Linked DNA regions of Homo sapiens: regions 2 and 3 are each linked to region 1. The links are chromatin contacts, found by Hi-C or POLR2A ChIA-PET in ENCODE. All regions are on one chromosome and are shown on one strand. Each heading gives the region's core, a stretch centred on a gene start or an enhancer-like site at or near the end of the contact. The rest is flanking DNA. Distances are from core to core; before and after follow the strand shown.

The links. Hi-C counts contacts between places; a loop is a spot of excess contacts on that map. ChIA-PET counts read pairs that join two places held with the same protein, here RNA polymerase II (POLR2A). Pooled maps may share reads with other maps.
Region 2: a loop to region 1 is called in a pooled map, with 2.1 times the contacts of the local background. The contact joins two enhancer-like sites. A Hi-C loop is called at or near these places in 1 of 37 single-sample maps with no recorded cell type and 7 of 50 pooled maps. POLR2A ChIA-PET finds 5 or more read pairs at or near these places in 3 of 52 experiments (T-cell and activated T-cell).
Region 3: a loop to region 1 is called in a map of naive thymus-derived CD4-positive, alpha-beta T cell, with 2.2 times the contacts of the local background. The contact joins the promoter of ERCC8 here to the enhancer-like site in region 1. A Hi-C loop is called at or near these places in 2 of 168 maps with a recorded cell type or tissue (PC-3 and naive thymus-derived CD4-positive, alpha-beta T cell) and 7 of 50 pooled maps. POLR2A ChIA-PET finds 5 or more read pairs at or near these places in 2 of 52 experiments (Panc1 and WTC11).

Annotation. Positions count from the first base shown.
Region 1 is chr5:61,279,074-61,283,419 of GRCh38, forward strand. No RefSeq gene overlaps it. Among named protein-coding and RNA genes, the nearest start is that of LINC02057, 16 kb to the left of the region's middle. Within about 2 kb of position 1,323, at least 9 of the 41 ENCODE cell types and tissues checked have a DNase peak (open chromatin) inside an H3K27ac peak, as active enhancers do.
Region 2 is chr5:61,536,338-61,540,568 of GRCh38, forward strand. ZSWIM6 (zinc finger SWIM-type containing 6) reads left to right here. Exons shown (of 14, transcript NM_020928.2): 11 at 2,477-2,634; 12 at 3,259-3,422. Among named protein-coding and RNA genes, the nearest start is that of LINC03122, 99 kb to the right of the region's middle. Within about 2 kb of position 2,959, at least 2 of the 41 ENCODE cell types and tissues checked have a DNase peak (open chromatin) inside an H3K27ac peak, as active enhancers do.
Region 3 is chr5:60,943,053-60,946,938 of GRCh38, forward strand. It overlaps ERCC8 (ERCC excision repair 8, CSA ubiquitin ligase complex subunit), which reads right to left and starts at 2,018. Exons shown (of 12, transcript NM_000082.4): 1 at 1,880-2,018. The coding sequence starts at 1,956. NDUFAF2 (NADH:ubiquinone oxidoreductase complex assembly factor 2) reads left to right here and starts at 2,153. Exons shown (of 4, transcript NM_174889.5): 1 at 2,153-2,330. The coding sequence starts at 2,204. RefSeq lists an enhancer at 2,789-2,918.

The DNA.
Region 1 (4,346 bases), core at 73-2,572:
CATTACCTTCAAAATCTATAAGCTTACACAAGGTAGGTCATTTTAAATTTAGTTATCTGTCCTCTTCTATATTTTATACAAATATGCATATATTTCTTTTATTATTTAAAATGCCACCAGGTGTTGTGGCTCATGCCTGTAATCCTAACACTTTGGGAGGCTGAGGTGGGTGGGTTGCTTGAGCCCAGGAGTTCGAGACCTGCTTGGGCAACATGGCGAGACCACATCTCTACCAAAAAGAATACAAAAATTAGCTGGGCATGGTGGTGCATGCCTATAGTCCCAGCTACTTGGGAGGCTGGGGTGGGAGGATCACTTGAGCCCAGGAGGTTAAGACTGCAGTAAGCCTAGATTGCGCCACTGCACTCCAGCCTGGGTGACAGAGCTGGATTCTGTCCCCAAAAAAATAAAGAAAACAAAAACAAAATGAAATGCCTAGTTTAAACATATATTAGAATGTCCAGCATCATCTTTGGATGTCCTCTATCACCAAGAATGGTGTGTTATACAGAGTATGTGTTGAATGACTATTTGTGGAACAGATAAACTAATACCCTAACTTAAATGGCAAACAGATTAGATTTGTTGTCTCTAGGTGTTTTCGTTTGGGAATCCTTTAAATGTTGCCTAAACTTTCTGTGTTTATTCTGTTCTCTGCCTAGAATTTCCTCCATTTCATCTCTATCTCTGGAAATCTTGCCATTCATTCAAGATTCTCTTCAAATGCCAGTTTCTCCATGAAACCCAGCTTGCAGTCTCCAACCAGATATCATGGAGTCATTCTTAGAACAAAGGATCTGGAAAGGGCCACGTCTAGTTTTCCAGATTCCACATTACTCCAGGTCTCTGTTACCTTATCTGGTGGGTATGTGGAGAATGTGAACTGCTTAAAATGAGACAGATGGTATACTCTGCTGAACCCAGTATATTACCTAACTGATAGTAAGTGCTTAATGAACGGTAAGTTTATAGTTTGGAAGAAGGATGTTTAAAAAATAGGGTACACTTGAACCTATTAATAAAAGTAATTAATGTGGCTCTTCAATCAAGCCCCCAAAACATAGAGCTTTAGAACCTAGAAGTTGTCTGTTCAGACTCTCCTTTTAGAGTCTTAGGATCTTGTTTAAGGTCACCTGGCTGAGGAGGAGCAGAGTCCAGCCAACAGGTCTCCTGAGTGCTGTTCCAGACATTTCTTCAGGCATAATTTAACATGTATCAGTTTATCCTTGAGTGTAAAGTACACTTCATGATTGAATGCAGGTAACTGGCTATTCATACTTCCCCCACCCCCTTTCTTTTAGTGCCTGTTTCTAAGCAGCAGAGTTGTGGTTCAGTGACTCTGTCTGTATAATATGAAAACAGGGCACCCAGCCAATTCTGATGAGCTAATTATTTCCCTAAATTATCATGCCTAAGCAAAGGGCCCTCAACTCTGCTGTTCAACACTTATCATTGTATTTGGGGGGTGAGCTGTACATAAGGCATATCATCAGATAGCTAGAATTTTCTATTTCAGATTGTCAAGCAGTGAAAATTGTCGTTCTTAGAAATGACTGACAATCCCCCTTCCTCATTTCTGCTACATTGAGTTAGGTAAAGAAAAAAAAAAAAGACTTCAGTCTTTTTACAGATCTCTTGCTGAAAACACGTGACAGAACTATACATTTTCACTAGAAATTGATGGAAAAATGAGCACTTCCAAATGCCTGAAAAACTTTGCAAAGGTCCCACTTAACAGAATGTGGCTAACACCTCAAAAAATAAAGCAAAATAAATGTTGCAGTGGGCATGAATCTTGCTTCAAGTGCTGGGTTGTTGGCTGGTTGCCTGGGGAGAGTGGGGCCAGGGCTTGCCAGCTGGCAGAGCCACATGCCTATAAAGGATGCAGTCAGCTTACACCTTGGCAAACTATGATTTTGATGGAAATCTTAGAGGTCAGCAGACGTTCTCCCTAGTAGAGTTACGTTAGCTCAGGTCATTGCTTTTATTTGAGTGAAGAAAACATCTTGATGGTCATAATTCATAGGACCAAGTCATTGCCCTGATCTAAACCAGAGTTTGTTACTGGATCTGAATAGATAGACATACCCTAAAGAAGGCACAGGATGTAATTGAAGGTGGCACTTTCAATTACTAATCCCCAAGTTCAACTAGTCATGCCACTGAAGCACACCAACTGGCTCATGAGCAAGCACACATCTGCCCCAAAGTCCCACTCAGCAGCCATTGTTTTCAAACTCTGAGCTCCAAAGCTACTACCATCCTATTCTCTGATGCTCATTCATATTCTGCTTTGTGTAGTTGTTGTTTTGTTTCTCTTTCATAGATCTGAAGGCAGTATCTCCAAAATAGCTAGCTTAGTGCTTTTTAGCAAAGGAAAGAACTGCAGAGGGAGATTCTAGATTTCAGAGTCCATGTTGAAAATTATAGCCATTAATATTTTTAATTGACAAAATACCCATCAGTCTCCCAATGGATTTGTTGGGGTTTTTTTGAAATGGTCTAAACTGATTCTAATATTTATTTTTCTAAATATTAGAATCAATATTGGCATGCAAAATAGCCAGAAGAAATACTGTGAAAAAATTCAAAAGACAAATATAGATTCGGAAAAACATTTGCAATACTGTATATGCAACCAGCAAAGGGTCAATATCCTTACTACATAAAAGTGGACAAAGAAAATGATCTAAGAACTTACAGAGGAAGAAATAACTATTTAACATACAAAAGCATTTTGACCTTACTAGTAATCAAAAACTACAAATGACAGCCAAATGCCTCTTATCTGTCATACAAGGAAAAATCAGAGTTGTACTGAGTGGTCATTTGACACTTTGATATACTACCCATGACAATGAAAAATGATACCACCTTTTGGGGGAACAAATTGTCTTTCTTTCTCTGTCTCGCTCTCTCTCTATCTATATAGATTCAGGATCACTATATATATCTATATATAAATATATATATAAATATATATAAATATATATATAAATATAAATGTATATATAAATATATAAATATATATAAATATATATAAAATATATAAATATATATAAATATATGCAAATATATATATAAATATATAAATATATATAAATATATATATAAATATATATAAATATATATAAATATATATAAATATATATAAATATATATATGTATAAATATATATGAATGTATATAAATATGTATAAATATATATGAATATATATATAAATATATGTAAATATATATAAATATATATATAAATATATATGAATATATATATAAATATATATAAATATATATGAATATATATATAAATATATATATAAATATATATGAATATATATATAAATATATATGAATATATATGAATATATATATAAATATATATGAATATATATATAAATATATACAAATATATATGAATATATATATAAATATATACAAATATATATGAATATATATATAAATATATATAAATATATATGAATATCTATATAAATATATATAAATATATATGAATATCTATATAAATATATATAAATATATATAAATGTATATGATTATCTATATAAATATATATAAATATATATGAATATCTATATAAATATATATAAATATATATGAATATATATATAAATATATATGAATATATATAAATATATATAAATATATATGAATATACATATAAATATATATAAATATATATGAATATATATATAAATATATATAAATATATATGAATATATAAATATATATAAATATATATATATAAATATATATAAATATATATATATAAATATATATAAATATATATAAATATACATAAATATACATGAATATATATATAAATATATATAAATATATAAATATATATATAAATATATATGAATATATATAAATATATATATATAAATATATATAAATATATATAAATATATATACATATAAATATATATAAATATATATACATATAAATATATATAAATATATATAAATATATAAATAAATAAATATATAAATACATATAAATATATATATAAATATATATATAGAGAGAGAGACTGTCATATAATATGTATATATGACCTCTATGTATGCAGGTCTATATATATCTATATCTATATCTGTATAGATATAGATATAGATATAGATATAGATATAGATATAGATATAGATATAGATATAGATATAGATATAGATATCCTGCAGAAACTCTTCCGAAGGGAACAATCAGATGAGTGTGTAATGGTTTATGTGCAAACAAATTGGAAAGAGCCTAAATCCTGGCCAACAGAGGACTAATCAAATGAGGTAAACTACATCCATATTATTATGCAGCCATTGTATTTGTA
Region 2 (4,231 bases), core at 1,709-4,208, 260 kb after region 1:
TCAAGATTATATTTTAATCTTACAAATAACCTTTAAATTTTAAGGACCTAAAAGGTACATCCATCTTTCTTAAAACATCAGCATTTTCTTTTTCCTTTAAAAAAATTAATAAAACACTCCTGTGCTTCTAATGGAAAGTACAGATCACCTAAGGACAAGCCATGTTGTAGACCTAAAAGCTTGTGTGTGCTGATTAACAGTTTGATCTCAAGAAGCTTTTCATCAAAGATTCTATGTCTGTAATCAGAGAAGTAGATTCTAAAACAAATCCTTGCCTATAAATTACCAGTGTCCCCAAAGTTACCCTGTTCTGAAAGTATTGAGTGTAGCTTATGTGTATAAGGACACCTCTTTTTTATGCAGTGATAAGGATGTGTGTATGTGTCTGTGTGTATACCTATGTGTCAGTGTGTTTTAAGGCTGACATCCTGTAATTTGACATGCTTTCCTTGGCAATATGGAATCTTACTAACCTGCTGGAGAATCTTCTTAAGTATTCTTTTTTCTATTTTTAAAATACCAGAAAATAAGTCAATAACAAACATCAGCAAAAGTCCCCCACCAAATTACATTATACCACTTGGTTTATGTTTTAGAGCACGATTTTAAAATAAGTGGGTTCCTATTTTTATTTTTGGAAGCTGAAATGGAAGCTGTCTTATGAAGACATATGCTCAACTCTATACTTACTCAAATCTTAGGAATTCTAATCTTGTTTTAAAGGGAAGATGTTAATGTTATGGTGCCACCAGATGCTGTTGCTACTACCACTGGCAAAGTTTAAGGGTAAAATAGCATAAAGTTTCTGTGTGGTTCTGGCTTATGTAATGGTATGTGCCAGGCAGAAAGGCTTGCTTTTCTAACACTCACAAACTCATTTATATTTGTCCTTGGTTGCTGCCAAGGCAGTTTCTTAATGGGGAATACTAGCAGGGTACAGGGGAATTTTTTTTCCACTTTCTCTCTTCTATCTGCCACTACTATCCTGCCAAAGGTCTGCCATGGAAGGCAGGTATGTGCCCCACCAGGTATTGCAAGGCAGCCCAGGGAACAGGAAGGAAAAGAGAGATGTAGCTCGCATGCTTCTTAGTCCTTCTGGAAGAGGAAGGCTAAGGAAGGTCATCTTCAGCACTCATTTTCTCATCTTCCCAGGGATGTTGATTAGTTTCTTCTACAGTAAGTCTGGCAAGACCTGCCTGTGAATACGAGGATATTCTGAGTTAAAAAAAAAAAAGCTAAATAGCAACCCTGCCATTATTCTTACTACTTAACTGCCTACCTTGCCACCTTCTCTACTGCTGACATCTTTTTGTTCCTAAATAAAAGGAGAAGAGAATGAGCCATTTGGCTTACCAGGCAATAATTGCTCTTGGGTGGGGCCTTGAGGCCAGCATCACTCCCAGACCCAGCTGACTCTTCTTGGTCTCCAGCTCTTATCTTATTTCATAGTTCTTAACACTGGTGTACTTGACTGAAGGCCGGCATTTTGATGGTTGTAAATAAATTATTTCAGCTTTAGGTACTCTACTAAGCTTTTTGGTACTTTTAGAAGAGATTACTAAATATTTGCTTTGCTTTTAGAAATTTTTTCATCAGCATATTCTTTTTTTATTTGTTTTGAGACAGGGTTTTGCTCTGTTGCCCTGGCTGGAGTGCGGTGTGGTGTAATCATGGCTCCCAGGCTCAGCTGATCCTCCCATCTCAGCCTTCCAAGTAGCTGGGATTACAGGCACATGCCACCACACCCAACTGATTTATATTTTGTAGAAACAGGGTTTCGCCATGACAGTATATTCTTAATAAAAAATCAGAAATCACTCTGAATTTATGCAAAACTGTCAAGGGACAGACACTTAGGTCACATTTATCTTCTGTAATATGGTTGGTAGAACATAGTCTAATGTCAAATTCCTGGAGTCATAAGAAACTAATTGTTCAGAAAGTATGAATGGATGGAAAAGAGGTAATTTTTGTCTTACTTCCCTTCTTGTTTTATGTTTAAATAGGTTAAGCTTATTCATCTTAAGTACTCACTGCTTCCTGACTGTGATCTCAGTCTTAAATATCCATTTCACTATCAGTTTCTGTTGATTTATTTTTTGAGTCATAGAATTCAAAATTTGTAGGTAAACATCAAGACCTGTGTTTAAAAGTTCTTCGGTGTTTGCGTATCTTAATTTATTTGAATATTGTAATTTTCTGAATGGTGCTAAAGAAAGAAAATCTCTTAGGTTTGGGTGATGAACAACTAACAAGGTTTGGGTGATGAACAGTTATTATTAGCAAACAATTAGTAGTCCAAAAAATCTAGGTATTTTGCACCCACACAGCAGAGTATAGCTGTACCAGCCCTTGCTGAACTTGAGTAGAGGCCTGAACATCTACCCACTCCTCTGGCTTCTGTTGGCCAGTCTTTCTGGCCAAGGACATGGTCAAGAAATAACTAGGGGCCACCTTCCTTGTCTTCTCATTATAGGTTACTAGTATTGGAATCTACTGCTCCATCAGGAGACCTCACCCGCCCACACCACATTGCATCAGTTGTTCCCAACCGCTACCCTCGCTGGTTCACTCTAAGCCACATTGAGTCCCAGCAGTGTGAGCTGGCATCCACCATGCTAACTGCAGCCAAAGGTACTGTACTGTCCTGAGGCCTCATAATTGTTTCATTCGTTTGCCTGTTTATTTTTTTTAAGTCTTGTTTTCTATCAAATTCTCAGCAGTGGTGTTAATGTCAGATAGGTTGAAGGGATCTTTTTCTTTAGATGTTAGCTTTTAAGGCAAAACAGGTGGCATTTTCCTCATTTACCTGCATCATTAACTTGCTGCCAGCAGAGTTCAGGTTAGTTACCATGCTAAGAAAATATAAATGGTTGAAATTCAGAAGCAGATTTACAAGTTGGGTTACATTTTTTTCTTCCTGAAATATTCACCAAAAATACATAAGTAGGAACTAGGAGAGCTGTTGCTGTCTCATGTTGGTCCTGGTTCATATGTGCTTTGAGTCATTGAGGGTGTGTCTCAGTGTATCTTTTTTTGTGAAGCCGAGATTCACAGACATTGCAGTAATTATGGGAGCCCTAGTTGTAACACCTGTGCCATCTGTGAACATGTTAGGTAAATTAACTTGTGCTTTATGTTTTGTTTTGTTTCTTTTTTCCCCCTCTGTGTGTGTGTATGGTTGTATGATTTTTGTTTATTTGTTTGTCTTGCTTTGCTTTGATTTGGTTTGGTTTGGTTTTCCCTTGTTCATTGCAGGCGATGTTCGGAGGCTGGAAACAGTATTAGAATCCATCCAGAAAAACATTCACTCCTCATCACACATCTTCAAGCTTGCCCAAGATGCATTTAAAATAGCAACTCTCATGGACAGTTTGCCAGACATCACTCTTTTGAAAGTGTCTCTGGAGCTGGGCCTGCAGGTACATGACTGGTAGTCTTTCCTGGGACATCAAAGACTGCTAAATAAAGGCACCTCTTAGGGTTGTTTTTGTTTGATTGGATTTTTGAGTGCAGGTAAATGACTCTTTGGAGTACAAATCTGTTAGACTTCAGGAGAGAACTGTATTTCAGAGACGTGGTCATTCCCAGCTGAACCAGACTGCTATGTAAGGTGCATGGACTGTACATTTAGCAGCCTAATTTGTGTCTTTCAATTAAAAAAAATCATTTTCTGAATTGCAGCCTTAACGACACTGTTTCTCCTTTGAATGAAGGGAGAAGAATTATTGCTAATAAGAGACTTAAATAAAGCTAGCATGTATAATGAAGATTCAGTTGTTAGGGTTAAATTTTTAGAGGAAGTATAAATTTTTATTGATGTTTGCATTTTCATAATAGATGGGCAGTTCTAGCTCCTTTTAATAACTCTGAGAAAAATAGGTAAAGGAGGAGTGATCGGGCCAGAGTCCAGTTTTAGATTTCAGCAGAACAGAATACCAAGGACATTTTGAGTTCGTCATGCAGATAGATGTTTGCTTCCTTATAGTTTCTGAACAGATCACTGGATAAACCAAGAACTAAAAAGTTTGTTTCATTTTTCTCATGGAATCTCTATTAACATTTGCTTTCTTCCCATTAAAAAGCAGTGAACAAAATTGTTATACCCCAGTTACCTAAAGAATGGGGAGTATAATCCCCTGATTGGATAATTAATCTGGTGTTTTAGTTGTGGATTCTCCCTTACAGTGACTAATAATGTTTAAATAATAGGATCACAGGAAAATGTACC
Region 3 (3,886 bases), core at 768-3,267, 340 kb before region 1:
TTCAGCCCAGGAGTTCAAGACCAGAATGGGAAACATAGGGAGACCCCATCTCTACGAAAAATTTAAAAATTAGCTAGGTGTGTGGGCACATGTCTGTGGTCCCAGCTACTTAGGAGGATGAGATGGGAGGATCATTTGAGCCTGGAAAGTCGAGGCTGCAGTGAGCTGTAACTGCACCACTGCATTCCAGCCTGGGTGACAGAGCAAGACCCTGCCTCAAAAAAAAAATATTTTTTTAATTTTTAAATACTTTATTTGTCTTAAACGTATAAGCAATCCTCACTTGGCACAGTCTGATATGAATTTCAGTTACCACAGTTTATTAACCGTGAGAAATAGCATAAAAGTTTGCTACTAGCTTTTCAGTTCACAAATCATTACATAAATAACATATGAATCAAAATTGACCAATTTGCAATTTTACTTCTTTCAAAGTCTATGGGTGATTGGTCACTGTGCATCTGTTATTCAGTTCACACACAGGCTGCAAAGCATGGAGGTTTGTTATTAATATTTCTGTGCCCTTGAGATAAACCCACATGGAATTTTACAGATTAAAAGAGGAAATTGGCCAAAAGAATGAAAGTGCACTAAAGAAGAGTGATAATACTAGAAGTGAAACTTGCATTAAACATAAATGGAGCAAATGAAAAAAAAGCTGCCTGTGGGAACATGCTGATTGTGGCAACAATGACACTGCCGCCATTTGAGACATTCTAGATATGCAGACTGAGGAAATCAGTGAAGGTGAACTTATAGACATAAATGAGGAAAAGTGATTGTGATGAAAGGCTGATGATGTGTCAGAGGAAGTGACACTGGCAAAAAAAACACATTAAAGGAACTCTCAGAGATATTTCACAACATTGAAAACGTAATGGATAAAATGTTGGAAACTAATATTTAAATTTCTCCAGAACGCAGAACTCATAAGCAACTGTGTTCTCCAAGTAAATATCTTCACAGGTTCCTCAATTAATGTGGGCAAAATTAAAAGTACAACTTGCTTCTTCCCTTTGGAAAACCCTCTCTCAGAGTATATTACCAACATTCAACTTCTTATACAAGGCATAGATCTGGGAATCATTATTCATTCTTCTCTTTTTGTCATTCACGTATCCACTCAATTTCCATGGCCTGTTGATTCTATTTCTCAGACGTTGTTCAAATCTCTCCACTATCTTTATTCTACTTGGCAACTCTGTGGCCCAGGCTTCCAACAACTCTCTCCCGGACAAGTGTAATCACAACAGTTACCTAACTTGGCTCCCACTCTTGTTCTCAGTTGCAACCCATTCTCCAAGCAGAAAACAAAATGCAATAGCTGTTACCTTATTCTCATCTTCACACCTCTACTCAAGTACACAAGGCTCTTCCTCATCTAGTTTCTGTCTACTTCATCTCTTGTCAATGGTCCCTACCCCAATTCTCCGCTCTAGTCATTCTGAACTTTGTTCAATTCCTGGCCTGTGTCCTCTGCCTTTAATAGGCTGCCTGGCACACTGTAGGAATTCACTAAATATGCAGACTGAATGAATGAACGAGTCCGTGGAGGGCAGTTATTCTTTGGAGTAACTTAAGAGAGAAGGAATACAGTACAACGAAGTATTCTTATTTAGGTTTATAGTGTCTTCACCTGAGCCCGCGGGGGAACCCCCCCCCCACCCCCGGGGAACCCCCCCCACCCCCGCCGCCCCCCGCCTGCAAGTTGTTACCAGTAAATAAAAGGGATCCTATTTTAGCAAGCCACACAGCATTAGAGGGCAAATAATAGTTTGGTGGCAGGAGAGCGATGAGACGGGAAAGTGTGGGGCAAAGCTTACAGTCATTGGTCCAGATTCTAACTGGCCTGTTAGCCAAAAAGTAAGGTTTTCTTTACCTCCGTGTTGACTCTGCTCTCCGAAGGCGAAGAGGGTCCTCCAAACCCGTTTGGCGTGCGGACAAAAACCCCAGCATATCGTGTCCTCACACCGGCTGGAGCACTGGACGTCGCCATGACAGAGCTCAGGGGCGGGACTGGAACAGCAGAGTCTCCCATTGGTCAGTCGGTGATATATCCGGCCAATGGTGAGCGCCGTTACTAGAAGGGCTCCAGGATGGAGGCCGACCTGACTTCTCCGCCTCGGTGGGCTGGGTCGGCGGCTGGAGCATTACCCCTACTGCGGGTCCCGCTGCTGGCAGCGCTGGAAACTGGGTGGACGGCATGGGTTGGTCTCAGGATTTGTTCCGCGCCTTGTGGAGATCGCTGTCAAGGGAAGTGAAGGAGCACGTGGGCACGGACCAATTCGGGAACAAATACTACTACATCCCGCAGTACAAGAACTGGAGAGGTGAGGTGGCGGCGTGGGCAGCGATTGCGTGGTCAGTGATTGCGAGGTCAGTAAAGGAGGGAAAAGTGAGAGCCCCTAGTCAACTAACGCATCATGCGACACTTAGGGTGTCACCGGAGAGAATTTCCCGAGTTCGTTCTCCCCTGTCGACCCCTTCACTCTGGCATCGGAGCCCTACCCGGCCCGGCTCTGGGCGCCTTGGCCCGGCCTCGTGCGTCCGCGGTCCCTACTACCCAGCGCCTTCCCCCGGCGTGCCCCGGGCTGCTTGCGCTGTTAAGGCGCACCACCACTTTCCTCCCAGCCACGCCTGTAGAGGAGCCTCAGTTTTAGCCCTGGACTGGCGACGGAGGCAGGGAAAAGTCCACGGAAATCTTTCACCAAAGGGGCTAGAAGGGCCAGGGGAGGGGTTTTTCGTACGCTGTTCCCCGCCTTGTGACCCAGAGCTGAGTGGTGTAATTGAAGAGGAGTATCTTCAGCGCCTCGGCTGTCTTCTTTCTTGGTGTTTACCCTTTTCGGTGGCACCCTGGCTCCGGCGCTGGCCCCATGCGCCTTCCTTACTACCAAGACTTGTCAGAAGTAGGTCCATATCCCCACAAGGCTCGCTGATTCCTTTCTCGGGAGTTGACATTCCAAGACCCCGTTGAGCTCAATTTAAGAAACGTGGCAATAATCATGGTGTTACTGTGTAGGATTCGTGCCAAGTAGTTGAGCGGGTTGTTTGGGGAGTAAGGAGGCGTTGCTGTCCATTGAAATCACACTGTGTAGCCGCCGTCGTAACCTCTTCTGTGTTGTTCCATCGCCGCATGCAGAAAATGTCAGGTTTTGGGCGAAGAGGCGTGGGTTAGAATCTCAGCTTTGACACCTGATAGCTCGGGAATCACGGAAAAAGTACTTGTCCTCTCCAAGTCTCAACATCCTCACTTGAAAGTTAGAGATAATATAAGATCAGCAATGTTGAGAAGCACTAAGACCTTTCCAAGATTATGTGCCATTCATTTCCCACACATATAAAATGTATTCTGTGATTTATCACTCAATTAATTTATTTTTGCCTGGCCTTTTTCTGTAACTTATTTTAATATTTAGACTTGTTTCCCTAATGAGCTCCTCTGTCAGGCAGGGAATATGTCTCACAAAAAAAGAAAAAAGCCTGCAAAGAACATAGCATGGTGTTAAGTATTTCTTGACAGGTTGCAAGCAGAGAGATGTTTCTTTTCCATAAGTTGTCAGTAAAATTAAAAATATGCAAACTGTCAGACTGAGTTTTTTTAAATTGAAATATAATTTACATACAGTAACATTCACCCTTTATGGTGTACAGTTTTATTGTTTTTGACAAATGAGTAGAGTAACCTCACTGGATTCAAGTAATAGAATAATTCCATCACCATCAGAATTTCCTCCAACTCCTTAGTAGTTCATTCCCACACCCTTTGGCAACTACTGATGTGTTTTATGGGCCTATAGTTTTGTCTTTTCTAGAATATCATATAAATGGAATTATACAGGATTTAGACTTTTGAGTCTGGCTTGCTTCACATAGCATAATGTAGCTG